Linked DNA regions of Homo sapiens: region 1 is linked to region 2. A link is a loop called in an ENCODE intact Hi-C map of the cell type or tissue named here. Cell type or tissue: MCF 10A. All regions are shown on one strand. Region 1 overlaps LAMA3 (laminin subunit alpha 3). Region 2 overlaps LAMA3 (laminin subunit alpha 3).

The links. Hi-C counts contacts between places; a loop is a spot of excess contacts. Peaks named below come from ENCODE experiments on the same cell type or tissue, not always from the same donor. Only the 100,000 strongest peaks of a DNase experiment are listed, where the experiment ranks them.
Region 1: a loop joins it to region 2, with 7 times the contacts of the local background. A loop is called at or near these places in 3 of 110 quality-filtered maps.

Annotation. Positions count from the first base shown.
Region 1 is chr18:23,913,702-23,921,701 of GRCh38, reverse strand. It overlaps LAMA3 (laminin subunit alpha 3), which reads right to left. Exons shown (of 75, transcript NM_198129.4): 57 at 7,141-7,292; 58 at 6,842-7,004; 59 at 6,280-6,413; 60 at 5,007-5,151; 61 at 648-767; 62 at 117-250. Among named protein-coding and RNA genes, the nearest start is that of LINC02958, 65 kb to the left of the region's middle. In MCF 10A, a CTCF peak has its summit at 3,072 (motif pointing right); a DNase peak (open chromatin) is centred at 3,071.
Region 2 is chr18:23,716,462-23,724,461 of GRCh38, reverse strand. The region is part of intron 2 of LAMA3 (laminin subunit alpha 3); the gene reads right to left. Among named protein-coding and RNA genes, the nearest start is that of LAMA3, 31 kb to the right of the region's middle. RefSeq lists enhancers at 3,493-3,993, 3,994-4,494. In MCF 10A, no CTCF peak of the experiment used is centred here; DNase peaks (open chromatin) are centred at 4,651, 6,091, 6,548 and 7,731.

The DNA of each region.
Region 1 (8,000 bases), 200 kb before region 2:
TTAACTTTTTGTGTTTGTTTGTTGGTGGAATTAAAAATGGCAGACCAGATTTTTTTTGGTCACAATCATAACCACTAACAAAGGCTTTAAATCTCGTTTTAAAAAAATCATCTTACCTTTCCCTGATTGCAATTGGAATTCCTCCCAGATAATATGTGCTGAAATCAAATACTTCACCATCAATTATAGTGTTTTGAACGTCCACATTTATCCACATACGCTTTTGGAGTTTTCCAATTTTGATCTGAATCTGAAATAAATGAGAGATGAATCAGCAAGCCAGCGAAAATAAGAGAATCCTATTCACAGGGGTTCAGAACTATCATGTTTTTATTTATCTTCCCCCAGATTCATTTATATACATAGTAGGAAGGCTCTGAGCAGTAGCATTTTTGGATAAAAATATGATACTAAAACATTTTGATAGAAATGTTTGTATTTGAAGTTAACCGTGTTTTATAGATATCATGTATATGTTATACATTTCATGCCGAAATGTGCAAATTTTAAAAGGATATATCCCTCAGTTAACATCCATAAGTTTATCTGGTAATAGGAAGTTTTATTTATTTATTTGGGGGCACTGACTTAATTTTAAAGGACTAAGGACATTTAACGATTCAAGTAAACAGACTCAAAAGGTGTACCGAATGGTCTCTGCCGTTGTTTATGGCGTCTCCAACTCCTCTCTCTTTTGGTAGCTCTGAATTCAGTTTGTATCTCACCATGAGCTTGCCATCTTCTATATTTAGAGATATGAAGCGATCCTAGGACAGAGGAACAATGCAGATGACCAGAAGGCTTGGCTGAAGAAGAGGCAGAGCACTGGAACTCCCGTTACTCTCACAGACCCCCCTGCTCTCAGCTTCAGCTGCTGCCTCAGTGAAAAGGGATAATGGTGCTGCAACAGCAACCTCACGGGATGGGATGATGGTTCAATACTGTAAGTCACGTTAAATGTCACGCACAGTGGTTGGCCCACAGGACAGACACAATAAATGCTAGCTATGATCATGATTTTGTTTCATGCGATCCATAACTGGTGTATAAAGATGGAGACCGAAAAGATACAGATCATTAATATTATTTGAAAATATGAGTGCCTTTTAGAGAGAGGCGAGGTCTTATGCAGACCTCAGATACCTTCCACCATCTGTTTTCTGACTGATTCTTATGTCTCTGTCTCATTTGTTGGTTTATCCCCTTCTACCTTCCATGTCAGTGTTGGGGGTTCCTCGGGGATCCTACACAGGACTCCTTCCTCCCCACACCACTCCCTTTGCCTTGACAATCACAGGCTCTCCTGTAGCTCCAATCCAGGTGTACTGATGGGCCCCAAATTGTTCTCCCCAGCCTAGACCTGTCTTCAGGGCCAAGTCTGCACACGTGATTCCCTTGTTGTTATTGCTTTGCTTGCATGACTCACAGAGACCTCAAATTCAGAATATCTCACACAGAACGTATGACCTACATGCCTCCTACAGGCTGCCAAGCCTGCCTCTTCTTCCATTATACCAGGTGCATGCGCTCCCTGACTCCCAGCCTGCCCCCTGCATGCACGTGTGCAGGGCACACACATACATCACCATGCTTACCTTTCCCTTATTGCTGAGCAAGCCACAAACCTAGGAGTCATTTTTTTTCTTTCTCATCCCTTTATCATAACCTAGGAATCATTCTTGATCCTTCCTTCTCTCCCATCCAACATAATCTTGTAAATTCTGCCATTCTTAGCTCTCTCTTTATGTCATCCCACCTAGTCTCAGCCACAACATTTTTAGCCAGTCCCTGCAGCAACAACCCGCCGGTCTCCCCATGTACCCCCGAAAGTCCATTCCCCCCTACAGCCAGAGCAGTCTTTGAAAATGCCAGTGGGAGCCTGTGACTCTCCTCGGCTGTCAGGATGAAGCCCTGACCCCTACCAGATGCTGCGTGGCATCTGCCTCTCTCTCAGCACTGCCTCTGGCTCTCCAGCCCCGCAGCCACTGTTCCACTGAGTGCTCCCTGCCCTTCCCACCTCCAGGCCTTCTTCATGCCTCTCCCTCTGCCTGGATCCCCCGTCTTGCCTGTCCCCATGTCCTGTTCAAATGCTGTCCTCCTGATCTCAGAGGAAGCATTTCCTTTGCTCAAGTGTCTTTTATGTTGTACATCCTCATTTCACCCCCAAACTTTTCCTTGATACAGCTCTTCACAGTTGTGATGAAATAAACAACCTATTAACAGCATTCCTTTGCATATTCTTCCCCTCTAGATTATAAAATCCCGGAGGGCGGGAGCCATATCTGTCTTTGTCATTATTGCATCTCCATTACGGTGTGAAACATATACTTGAATCAGCTACTTCCCTAAGATAAGCTGAGCAATTTCTGACTTAGGGCTTGAAGGCTTTGCTTTTACACAGTTCCTTAATGATAAGAATGCCTCTCTTTGAGGTCCAGGGACCGAGTTCTTTTCTAAGAGGAAAATCAGTCCTTATCTGGATCCTAAACCTTGCCTTTGGGAGTCAGCTTAGGTTGATCAAACCATAAACAACAGAGTTACACCAATTTACTGAGAGTCATGAGCCATCCTACTTAAAGCAGATCTCTAGGTCATTTCTTATGTAATGGTATTATGTTAAGTTTTCTTATTATATGAGTAGTATTTCTGGTTCTTAGTCTCCAAGAACTTCAAATTATATACAAAGAAGACCTTGTTTTGTAAAACAACTGCCGTGTCCTGAAGATGCTGGATGACTTCTCTGCTCTATGTATCCTTCAGGCTGGCTGGGACCTTCCCAAACCATCAGAACTGGTCCAGCCTTGGAATCTCCTGAAGGGTCCAGACCAACCCCAGAGAGGAGAGTTGGACCGGGTCAGTGTCACCACCCTGCGGTAGAAGACTCTGGTAAAATCCCAAGCTCCTTATCAATCCCATGTTCTCGGACCACCAGAAAGCCTTTGGGCTCATCCACATTTCTTCAGAAATACTCCGTGAGAGCAACTACAGAAGCTCCTATTCACCGGAGGGTTCAACTCCAGGCCGGCTATAGGTATAAAGCAGCAAACATCACGCCAACTCTCCATCAACCAGCAGATGGCGCTGACGATCACTTGTAGAGTGTCACTTTGGACTTTTCTAACCTAATAGATTTTAGAGGGTCCCTAGGAATCTCAGCTACTTGAAAACAGAGAAGCTTCAGTGTCTTGAGAAGGCAAACATGCTGATAAAGACACAATCCCACACAGCCTGGTAAGAATCAGATCAAGACAGAAACAGCAGGAAGTCAGTCTAGATCTTAGAGATCCCAGGAAGTTTTCACATGTTTTGGGTCAGAATAAGTAGATTCTTAGGCAAGCAGTGGTTCTCAAATAACAAAACTGATAATGAGAATAGAACAGGAAAAGGGGAGATTTCTCCCACATTTTGGGGGGCATGTTCTCAAATTCCTGATTATTTGCCCTCATTAAAATAGACATCAATGGAACAGAATAGAGAGCCCAGAGATAAAGCCACACGCCTACAACCATCTGATCTTCGACAAAGTCAACAAAAACAAGCAATGGGGAAAGGACTCCCTATTCAATAAGTGATGCTGGGATAACTGGCTAGTCATATGCACAAGACTGAAACTGGACCCCTTCCTTTCACCATATGCAAAAATCAACTCAAGACTAATTAAAAACTTAAATGTAAAACCTAAAACTATAAAAAAAAACCCTTGAAGAAAACCTATTCTAGACATAGAAATGCCTAGAAATACCATTATAGAAATAGGCCTTTGCAAAGATTTCATGATAAAGACCCCAAAAGCAATTGCAACAAAAACAAAAATTGACAAATAGAACCTAATTAAAGAGCTTCTGCACAATGAAAGAAACTATCAACAGAGTAAACTATCAACAGAGTAAACAGACAACCCACAGAATGGAAGAAAATATTTACAAACTATGCATGTGAAAAAGGTCTAATATCCAGAATCTATCAGAACTTAAATAATTAACAAGCAAAAACCAAACAACCCCATTAAAAATGGACAAAGGACACAGACTTTTCAGAAGACATATATGCTGCCAGCAAGCATATGAAAAAATGCTCAATATCACTAATGATTAGAGAAATGCAAATCAAAACAATGAGATACCATCTCATACTGGTCAAAAAGGGAATTATGAAAAAGTCAAAAAATAATAGATGCTGGTGAGGTTGAAAGTGGAAAAAAGGGAATGATTGTACACTGCTGGCGGGAATGTAAATTAGTTCAATCACTGTGGAAAGCAGTTTGTCTATTTCTCAAATAACTTAAAACTACCATTTGATCCAGCAATCCCATTATTGGGTATACACCCAAAGGAATATAAATCGTTCTACCATAAAGACAAATGCACGCCAATGTTCCTTGCATCACTATTCACAACGGCAAAGACATGGAGTCAACCTAAATGCCCATAAATGGTAAACTGGATAAAGAAAATGAGGTACATATACACCATGGAATACTACACAGCCATAAAAAAGAACGAGATCATGTCCTTTGCAGCAACATGGATGAAGCTGGAGGCCATAATCCTAAACAAACGAACGTAGGAACAGAAAACCAAATACCACACGTTCTCACTTATAAGTGAGAGTTAAACATTGAGTACACATGGACGCAAAGAAGGGAACAACAGACCCTGGGGCCTACTTGAGGGTGGAAGTATTTTTAAGGACAGAAAAAATTACCTATTGAGTACTACATTTATTACCTGGGTGATAAAATAATCTGTGCACCAAACCCCTGTGACATGCGATTTACCTATATAACAAACCTGCACCTGCACCCCTGAAACTAAAAATGTTAAAAAAAAAAAAAAAGTACATTTCCCAGCCAACAGAAAGTACAACTGGGTGGAGGAAAAGGATGCAGGTAACATTTACACATTGTTTTCCAGATCTAGTGGGTCATTTATAACAACCCAGTTATCTCCAAATTGCTAAACAGAATGAATATATTTGGTTGTATCTGGATGCTTGTTATAGATTACCCCGTTTTCTGCAAAGAACAGCAAGCCTCTATCCACGGTGGTCTGAATTGTCTGTCCAAAGGTTGGGATGGGAGCATGTGGTTGAGTTGGAACTCGAGCATAGCCCGTACCTTCAAAATAATTTTTGTCTGACTCTTCCTTCCTCCTGTCAACATTAATCATCATAAATTAGAACACAGCAGCAAATGATCACCATGCCAGTGTGCTTATTAATACAAGATGTTGCTATCTGAAAAATGGAGCCAAGAAAATGCAATCTAGTTGTCATAATTTTGTTAAAGCAGAGGAGACATCTTTAAAATGTTAAGGCAGCCAGCTCTTTCTCCTGGATGTGCTCTCATACTCTGACAATCAAACCCTAGCTCGACAAAGATGAGTAAGATACCCTTTTGGAAATGTCTGCTTAGGAAGATGTGGTCTGCCAGCTGAAGATTTTGAAATGTAAGAGATTATTAACTTGCAATGTAATTTTATTCTGAATAATAAATATTTGGTCCACCTCATATTAGAATATACCATGTCCTTGTAATTGTAGGGAAGGTTAGGAGTTCAAGGCAGCAATTTTCAAAAAGATTGAGGTGGAAGAGTACCAAAAAAGTCATGGCACATTTTATGAACCACTTTTTCTTTTCTTTTCTTTTCTTTTTCTTTTTCTTTTCTTTTCTTTTTTTTTTTTTTTTTTTTTTTTTGGAGATGGAGTCTCACTCTGTCGCCCAGGCTGGAGTGCAGTGGCATGATCTTGGCTCATTGCAACCTTGACCTCCCGAGTTCAAGCGATTCCTGTGCCTCAGCCTTCCAAGAGGCTGGGACTACAGGCACACACCATCACACTCGGCTGATTTTTGTATTTTTAATAGAGATGGGGTTTCGCCATGTTGGCCAGGCTGGTCTCAAACTCCTGGCCCCAGGTGATCTGCCCACCTCAACCTCCCAAAGTGCTGGGATTACAGGCATGAGCCACTAAATCAGGCCTCTAGATCAGGTACCATCTAATATTAAATATTTTGTGGTAGGAGGCACAAAAATTTTCATAAAGACTTTTTTCAAGTGAGAAAACTATCTAGCATTTCATACAAATTAAGAAGAGACTACCATAATTAGATTTTAGGGCAGGACTGCCAGTGTTGCATGCACACATACTTGAAGAACTACTGGCCCAAAGCAACTAGCAACATCAATAGCATCTCACTGGCCCATCCTTTATCATATGTAAAAGTACTGCAAGTTACCAAAACTCCAGTTACAGAGTTTCTGGTTTCTACATTTTATTTACCTTCTACAAGGCTCCACTTCAGTTGTGTTGAGATTGAATGTTTTTTTGAAGTTGTACAAGCTCAGAACATTTTCATTGAGGTCATCTAATTCAATACAACCTTTGTATGGAGGGAAACTTAGTCGACTGGGAAGCTGAAAATGAAATAAAACATCTTCCACCAATTGAACAAAGGACAATAATCAAAATAGTATCAATTAATCACTTTTAACAGTCACTATGGCATAAGGGTTAATTAAGAATGTGAACCCTGGAACAAGATGCCCTGGCTTTGCTATTTACTAGCTGTATGACTGTGGGCAAGTTATTACACCTCGCTGTCTCTGTTTCCTCATCTGTAAAATGGGAATGATCATGATGCTTATTTAAATTAACATACTAAAGCTTAGAACAGTGCACAGAGGAAGCACTCAATAAGTGTTAGCTAGTATCTCTAGAATGTGCTGTAAGAATGTGCGGTTAAATCCATTTTATATGTAATTAACAATTAGAGACATGAGGTCATCACCATACCAAATTAAAATTTTAATATTTAATTCAGTGAAATAACATTTACACTTACTTTAAAATCAGGTGGGTAACCTCCAACATAAAATACAACATTTTCAGGATCCAAATTAAGGAGTGTATTGCTATTTCTACCATCCATGTCATAGACTCCGGGTGTTTCTGGTTTACTGGATGTGGCTCCTTTGGTGTAATTAAGCCTTGCAAACTGATAAATTCTGTTTAAAATGAATTTAGATAATAAAGTTAAACAAAAAATTTGAAGAATTCAAAGCCAAGCCACTAAAAATGGGGTTCAGCAACATGTATACATGGAAGTTTGGTGAGCACAGGTACAGTCAATCAGACTTGTACCTCTGAAATTTCACCCGATCCATAACTGCCTCCTTAGTCTCACTCTTGGTCAAGATCTGGTCCACTTGGAGTTCAGCCTCACGGTCCCCCAGGTTGTAGACACAGGTGAGCTGGCCATCCACAACTGCCATGCCGATGTAGTCCCGGGAGGCCTGGAGACAAAGGGCCACCTCAGAACACTTCACATTGTGGTTTCTCAAATTCCCATCCCAAGAGGATGAGGATGCATTTCAAATAACTAATGGGTTTTAGGCAATAAGCCTTGGAGAGACAGAATAAACAAGGTGCAATATTTTATAGAATAATATAGAATGCAGAATTAATAATGTGAGAGCTGTCTCTGCTCATGTTATAGGGCACTCATTTATTCATTCCTCCATTCACTCAATCTACAAATATGTGCCAAGCACCTACCATACAGAGGGCCCAGGTATAGACTCAGCCGTCCAACAGATTTTAGTCTGGTAAGGGAGATAAGCCATTTTGCTTCTCCCAGTACCACACAACATCCTCTTAACACTTTGTGCATGCCTCTGTTGTCACACCTCTATGTTATCATGGTTAGTTATATATGCATCTTTCTTCCCTGCTAGAATGTGAGCGCCTTAAGGTAGAAACAAAATGTTTTAAAATCACGGCATAATATCCATAAAACTTACCATTTTAACCATTTTAAGTGTGCATTGGCATTAAGTACATTCGAGAATAAATTTTTGTTTATCACAAAGCCAGAATGTGACACATAGTAGGTATATGGTATAAATTTGCTGAAGGAATAAAGTAATGTGCATTTTACCACAAAACAAAGCAAAAAATCATGACATAACAAGCTACAAATAAAATGCCAACCTCTTGAAGCA
Region 2 (8,000 bases):
ATCAGGAAATAGTTCATACTGGGGAGACAGAGGACATCAGGAAAACTCCAAGGAAGCTTTTTCATTGATAACTCAGATTCTACCAGAAATCATTGTTCCTTTTATCCTCTTTCTATAGAACCCTTTTATTTTCTCCAAAGAGAAAATGGCTTTATTGATTTTCTAATTCTAAAAGTAATACATGCTCATTGTAGAAAATAAAGATGTATACGTACATACCATTGACTATTACTCAGCCATAAAAAGGAATGAATTAATAGCATTCGTAGCAACCTGGATGGGATTGGAGACTATTATTCTAAGTGAAGTAACTTAGGAATGGAAAACCAAATATCGTATGTTCTCGTTCATATGTGAGAGCTAAGCTATGAGGATGCAAAGGCATAAGAATTACTCAATGGACTTTGGGGACTTGGGTTAAAGGGTGGGAGGGGGATGAAGGATAAAAGTCTACAAATTGGGTGCAGTGTATACTGCTTGGGTGACGGGTGCACCAAAATCTGACAGATCACCCCTAAAGAACTTACTAATGTAACCAAACACCACCTGTTCCCCAAAAACCTATAGAAATAAAAATTTTAAAAAAAATACAGATAGTATAGGTAACATGGATTTAGTTCTTACAGCATGTAAGGCACTATTCTGAGAGCTTTTTCTGTATTATCTGATTAATTTCTCACAAGAACCCTCCTAGGTTGGTACTAGATTTATCCCTGGATTTCAGATGAAGATACTGACCCCGAGACATTCGTTAGACCATCCAATTACACACAGCCAGGAAGCTGTGGAGTGAGATGTTTACCTAGGTAAAAACCCAGAGCCAGCAAGCTGACATACACTGTGAGATTTACAGAAGAAAGTAAAAATCACTGATCTCCCCATCCACCGAGAAGCACTCTTAGCATGTTCAAGTATCTCTTTCCAGACTTTGTTCTTTGCTTATATAGGCACATTTTTTTTTTCCTACTAAATGTGATCATTCCATACAGTCTAGCTAGTTTACATATAGTTTTGGTCTGTTTCTTCACCATATAGCACAGACACATGTTGTGTCGATAAAGACCATTCTATGGCATCATGTGGTGCCTATTAATCCACTAACTGAGTCAGTCCCCTTTTATTGGACATGAGATTGTTTCCCACTGGATGCTATTTTTATAATGCTTTGGTGAGTATCTTGCATCAGACATTAGAGCATTTATCTCATGAATTCCTTTGGATAAATTCAGAGTAGTAGTTTCATGTCAAAGATAGAAATTTTTTTAATGCAAATATTCTGGGAAGTAACATCAGTACTGAGTTCCCAGAACTTTCGTGTGAATGTGTTTATAGATACTTCACTCCCCAGAAGACATAAGGCAGCCTAAGCTCATTAACAGGGAGAGTGAGAGGATCAATGACAACTTCTCTAGGTAATAATAATAAAATTCCATATCATAGATGATATGTAAATGTAAAGCTCTGGTTCCTCTCCCCAGCCCACAGACTGCCCTTTCCCATGTGATGCCAAACTCTGGTTTTCACCCTTCATGATGAGAAAGATCCCTCTGACGACTTTACAATGGCCTTAATCCTGGGAAGTGGCCAAATGCTGGTCATAATTGTGTGTTGACCCAAAGTTGCATCGTAAGACTCACCAAGGAGGTCACAGTGACCTCCGTTTATCATTTTATCATCTTAACTTCTATCTGTATAGACTGAGAGAACATTCCAGAAGAAAGTGTTTTGTTTCCTAGTGTTGCTGTTCCCTAGTACAGTTTTTATCTTTCTTCCTATTTCTTGGATTTATGTTGACTGCCTACAGCCTACTGAGTGTTTTGGAAGGAAACATATTTAATTCATTTTCTGTTATGTCTGTTATATTTGTGGTGCTAGTTTTATGAAAACCAACAAATGTAAATGTTAGCTTAAAATAGAGCAGAGCTGTCCATGATGATAGCAAGACATATAATTCAGTGGAATAATAAGAAAACAACAGTATTGGAATTCACATTTCCATTTAATTCCATCTTAGTGGAGGACACAGTATATTCTGGGACTTTTAAGCCCCATGGATACAAAAAGAATATGTTCACACAGCTGCTGAGCTTAAGGAGCACACGGTGGATCAGCCTTTACGGCACAGCTTAGCAAGTGCCTCTGAGTAAACAGAAACAGCTCAGAGGGAAGCAGGCAGCCAGGAAGGGTTTCCAGCAGGCAATATTTGAGTTATCTCAGAAAGAAGATAGCCAGACCAGGCAAGGTGGGAAGGAATTCCAAGAACTGTGAATAGCACCAAAATAAGGCCCAGAACCAGGGAACATCATGGAATATCCAGGGAATTACAGTTAGGTCTCTACTGACATAGCATAGGTCTTGCAGGAGAAAGTGCCTTTTAAGATGAGGCTGGCAAAAAGTCTAAGGGCTAGACTGAAGGAGCGTATGTGACATGTTAAGAAACTTGGACCTTATTCCAAAAGTAATAGAAAACCACTAAAGGATACTAATCAGGGAGAACAACACACTGAGATCTTTGTTTTGCGCTGGTAGTAATGAGAAGATTGATTGATAGGTAGACCCTTGGAAGACTGCCAACCTGATTGTTTCTAATCTTTCTCAGCTCACCACTATGGATTCTGTTCCTTTCAGGCTGATTCTAAAACAGGGTAAGCTGAGAGTAGATGCTGGGAAATCAGTTAGAAGACTGGTGGACTAATCATGGGGAGAGCTGCCATGGGTTCCACTACAATAGTGCAGTATCAAGGGGGAGGAGGAGCCAGACTCCAGAGATAATACGGCACAAGACATAATGAGTTTACTAAATGGTAAGTGGGGAGGGAGAGGGAAGTGGAGGGATATGGAAGAGACCGAGAGAGATATTGGGTAAACTGGCTCTTGGAAAGGAGCAGCCCTGATTTGTAACATTTGCTGATTTCCATAGTGTAAATGCTCCCACCATGGCCAATATGAAGCTACTGAGCTGATGTGCCACTTCTAGTCTTGCCCACACAAACCTCCCACACAGAATCTTCCATGCTCTTTCCTCATTCGGGCTGGTTAGAATAAAGATGACCCACGGGGCAACATTGGGAACCCATGTGTTGAAAATGGCAGACCCAATTATGGAAGGAGTTTACGTCTTTGAACCACTGTTTGGAGGGGAACTGCTTAACCAGGATCAGCTGTGTTTGGACATGATGAGAAATATACCTTCATTGTATTTAGCCACAGTATTAATCAGCGTTCTCCAGAGAAACAGAACCAATTGAATGTGTGTATATATACATATATACAGAGAAAGAGAGAGAGACTTTTTTTTTTAATAGAGGCAGGGTCTTACTCTGTCACCCAGGCTGGAGTTCACTGGTGCTATCATAGCTCACTACAGCCTCCAACTCCTGGGCTCAAGCAGTCCTCCCACCTTAGCCTCCTGAGTTGCTAGGACTACAAGTGTGTGCCACCATGCCTGGCTAATTATTTTATTTTTTTATAGAGAGGGGCTTTCACAGTGTTGCCCAGGCTGATCTTGAACTCCTGGCCTCAAGCAATCCTCCCACCTTGGCCTCCCAAAGTGCTGAGATTATAGACATGAGACACTGCACCCAGAATGAGTTTTTCATGTATTAAAAGAAAACACCTGATTTCCAGATTCTTCCTAATGTATAAATTACTTCAAAGCACCCCAAATTAACACTTTGAAGTTACTAAAGGACCATAAAGGATAATATTCTATCCCTAGTAGCCCAGAGGATTTTATTGGCACCTGTTTTTCTACCCACTAATGAATTGTTTGACTTCAAGGGCTGTGCCTCATGATGATGTTCATTAATAACACATTTATTGGCTCATGCCTGTAAACCCAGCACTTTGGGAGGCTGAGGTGGGTGGATCACGAGGTCAAGAAATCAAGATCATCCTGATCAACATGGTGAAACCCCATCACACTAAAAATACAAAAAAATTAGCTGGGTGTGGTGGTCCGTGCCTGTAGTCCCAGCTACTCGGGAGGCTGAGGCAGGAGAATCACTTGAACCTGGGAGGCAGAGGTTGCAGTCAGCCGAGATTGCGCCACTGCACTCCAGCCTGGTGACAGAGTGAGACTCCATCTCAAAAAAAACAAAAACAAAAACAAAAAAACACCATTTATTAATAGCAAAATTGTTCTAAATATAATCTTCTGTATTTTCTAATTTTGTTATAGCTATAAAATACTCTTAAAATGTTGCAGAGAGACTCAAGTGTCATAAATGGAACGAACCGTAATTAATTACAGAGCTAAAACTCTTCCACCCTCACCCAGAGATTTGGTCTCACAGCAATATGTTTCCATTACTACTATACCCTGGGAAAGTTCAGGCTGATGCTGAGTCATCCTTGGTTCATTCTACATTAACTCAGCAAATATTTATTAAACAACTATTGTATGCTAAACACTGTGCAAGATGTTGGAAGCAAAACATCATGTAGTGAACAGAACACAGTGAACAAAACAAGACATAGTCCCTGGCCTCCTGAAGCTTATAGTCTACACAATTCCTCAGGAATCCAGAAAGACTGGGTCAAAACCAAGAGCCATCCACCTTCTGGATTGGGCTGTGTCCACCCGGGGAACCAGCTGAGTCACCCTCCTTAGTGACCTCATCAGCCAACCATCTGTAGAGCCAAGTTAATCTCCAAAGTCCTCAAGCCCCAAAAGTATCAGAAACTAGCCCAGGCTTCCCTCCACATCTGAGTCAGCTACAAAGAATGTTTTGGATTCACCCACCAAAGTCTCATAAAAGTTGAAGGGAATCAGGAAAAAAAAAAAAAAAAAGATTCTAGAATGCAACTACATACTGAATTCACTCTCAGATGATTGGATCCTGTATTTGCATCTGGCTCCTGGGGAGTTCACTGTCTGTGATGAATTCATGAAAAATTAGAAAGGTAGAGTAATGGGGCATTTCTCCTGTGACCTATTAATATTTTTCCTTAAAATTTATAATGCAGTTTCCCCTATTACATTTAACCTTGGAGCTTTAGAAACAATTTCTGAATTTTCTATTTTTTGCATTTTAAATAACATTTTCATAGTATTTGCCTGTGTTAACACCTGCAGGGGGTTTCAGGGTCTCAATCTAGGCTTCCTTTCCTTATTTGTTTATTTATTTATTTAGAGATGGGGTCTCACTGAGTTGCCCAGGCTGGATTTAACTCCTGTGCTCAAGTGATCCTCGTGCCTCTGCCTCCTGAGTGGTTGGGGCTGCAGGTATGAACCACTATGTCCATCTGGACTCTCTTTCTTCTGTCTTAGTTTGGGCCCTCTCTAAAGCCCTGAGGCAAAGACTTGAGTAGAGGTAGTTTATTTAAGAGTTGACCTCAAGAAGCACAAACTGGGAAGAGAGGAACATAAGGGAGGGAGAAAAGCCAAAAATCAATGTGTTAATGAGTAGGCTGCCACCAGAGCAACCCAACCACGGCTCCATCCTACCAGGGACACTCTGAGGAATTATGTAGAAGGCACTTTAGAACTGGCCCATTGAGAGGCAGGGAAATGCGGTATTTTCCCACCAACTATCATCCCTCTTGGGATGAGGATTGCCCCTTGGGGCATTAAGTGCTGGGCTTGCAGGCTGCTCTAGACACAGCTTTTAGAAGCCTCTGTAAATCTAGAAAGAGCCTTCAGGCAGGAAGCAAAGTCAGATGCAGGCCCTTGAGATGGGACAAGGGAACAGGTGTGGGAACTATCCATCCCAGCTGCCACTCAGAGGGGGACCAGGGAGCTGTGGACATCACAGCCTTTGCCTCTACGAGGCCCAAAGGACCATCTCAGCAGCTCTGCTCCTGCAGCCACATCTGCTGTCTCCAGGCCTCACTCCCCCGCAGCCCTGCAGAGCAGGGGCAACGTCACCTTCTCTCCTCACACCTCCATCCTCTGAAGCCAACACTCAGTCCTTTTCAGGGCTTGATGTTGGGGGTGAGGGATTGTCTTTGTTTATTTTTACTACTAACAGGTTTAAATAACAAAATAATACTCTTGGAAACATTACACATTGCATACAAGCCTCAAAATTCTTCAGATAATTTTGTTGTTGTTCCCTGGAACACAATGAGTCAGGCTTGCTCTGCGGGGGCTGAAGTCATGGACCATAGGAACTCCCTCCGCACCCACCTCCTCATGTTTTTCTCTATACCTCACCCTGGGGAGGGAGCTGGAAGGTGAACATAGGGAGCCCATAGAATAGAACTCTGGAGTTTGGATTCTGGAGGAAGTCCAGAGTGTATATGTAGATCCCACCACTACACCTTCCGATCTCACGGGAGAGATCTCCAAAGCCCATGCCCTACCAGGAATCCAGGCAGAACAAAGCTTCCTAGATTCCAAAGATTCTCCTTTTAAAAACTGGACATCTACATGCTTTAAATGTAAAAATGAACTCATTATATCTGGCCAGATGATACAAAAGCTTCCTGAAAGACATCGTGTTCTCATTCTATAGCCTGAAACTACTGCATAATGTATAATTAAATGAACTTGAACAACCCCGGAAAGTATGATGCCTCTAGTGAATCACAGAACTGTCCTACATTTACCACGTTTTAAGGGGAAACTGTCCTTTAAGATCAAGTCTGTGGACCAGGCACGGTGACTCATGCCTGTAATCCCAGCACTTTGGGAGGCCGAGATGGGTGGATCACAAGGTCAGGAGTTCGAGACCAGCCTGGCCAACATGGTGAAACCCTGTCTCTACTAAAAAAAAAAAAAAAAAAAAAAAAAAAAAATTTAGCCAGGCATGGTGGTGGGCACCTGTAATCCCAGCTATTTGGGAGGCTGAGGTAAGGCAATCACTTGAACCTGGGAGACGGAGGTTGCAGTGAGCTGATATCACGCCACTGCACTCCAGCTTGGGTGACAGAGTGAGACTCTGTCTCAAAAAAAAAAAAAAAAAAAAAAAAAAAAGATCAAGTCCAGAAGGTAATGTTTTTATTTGTCAAACTTATTGGCCAAAAAAATAACAATGAAAAACACCAACTAGTCTAAAAGAAAACAAGACCCTCACAACAGCATAAGCTGTCAAATTGACAACAGCACATCAAAATCAAATTTCAGTTCTTAGCAGGTGAAGTGATTTTGTAGTAACAAATTTATGATCTGCATTTTATTTCTCAACCATGCCTCAAAATTCCCACTTCTCTCCCTCTAAGGTCTTAATGTTACTATTAATTATGAAATCTAACCTCTCAGTGACATTCTCATGGTTAATTCCAGCAAAAGGAAGAAAACACAGATCTTACCAATGGGGCAAAAAATAGGAATCTTACAAGACACAACATGCTTGTTAAAACATGTCATGCTCCAACACAGAAGAGGAAAGAAATGTCTTCAGTCTGACATAACTGATCATGCTTTTCCTGCTCCTAGACTTTCTTAGAATATTTTCTACAGTATTATAGGTAGTGTTTTCTAGAGGCACAAATGTGATCAGTCTGTTCTTTTTAATGAGAGTTTATTAAAGTTCACTTTATTTTATTAAATAAAAAATACGACTGCTCTAAAGAAGTTTTAAATGAAGCAATTAACTCATTTAGAACTCATAATAATCTTATGAGGGATGCACAATTATCTCATTTTATAAATGAGGAAACTGAGGCAGGGAGCAGAAAAATATATTTGTTAAGGCCACACAGCAAGTGAGCAGAGCAATCAGGACAAACTGGCCAGGCTGACTCCAGAACCCACATTCTCAGCAGCCTCGCAGAGCAGAGCGGGTGGGTGGACACAGGCCTTATGCATATGCATGCCATGACTCACGTTTGTCAGCAACCAGCAAAGTACTGAACTGTTCCTATGTTGATGTTTTCTTAATTGTCTTAATTAGGGAATTTTTCAGTACATCAAAAGGAGGCTTTTAAAGTAGGTTTAAAAAAAAAGTTCTAAAGAAAAAAGAACAAGCCAGCAGACATGGGTAAGTTCAGTATGGGTCATTTTGAAGGATTAAAATTCCCTGTTACCTATAAAAACCCTCAGTTAAATAAGCGAT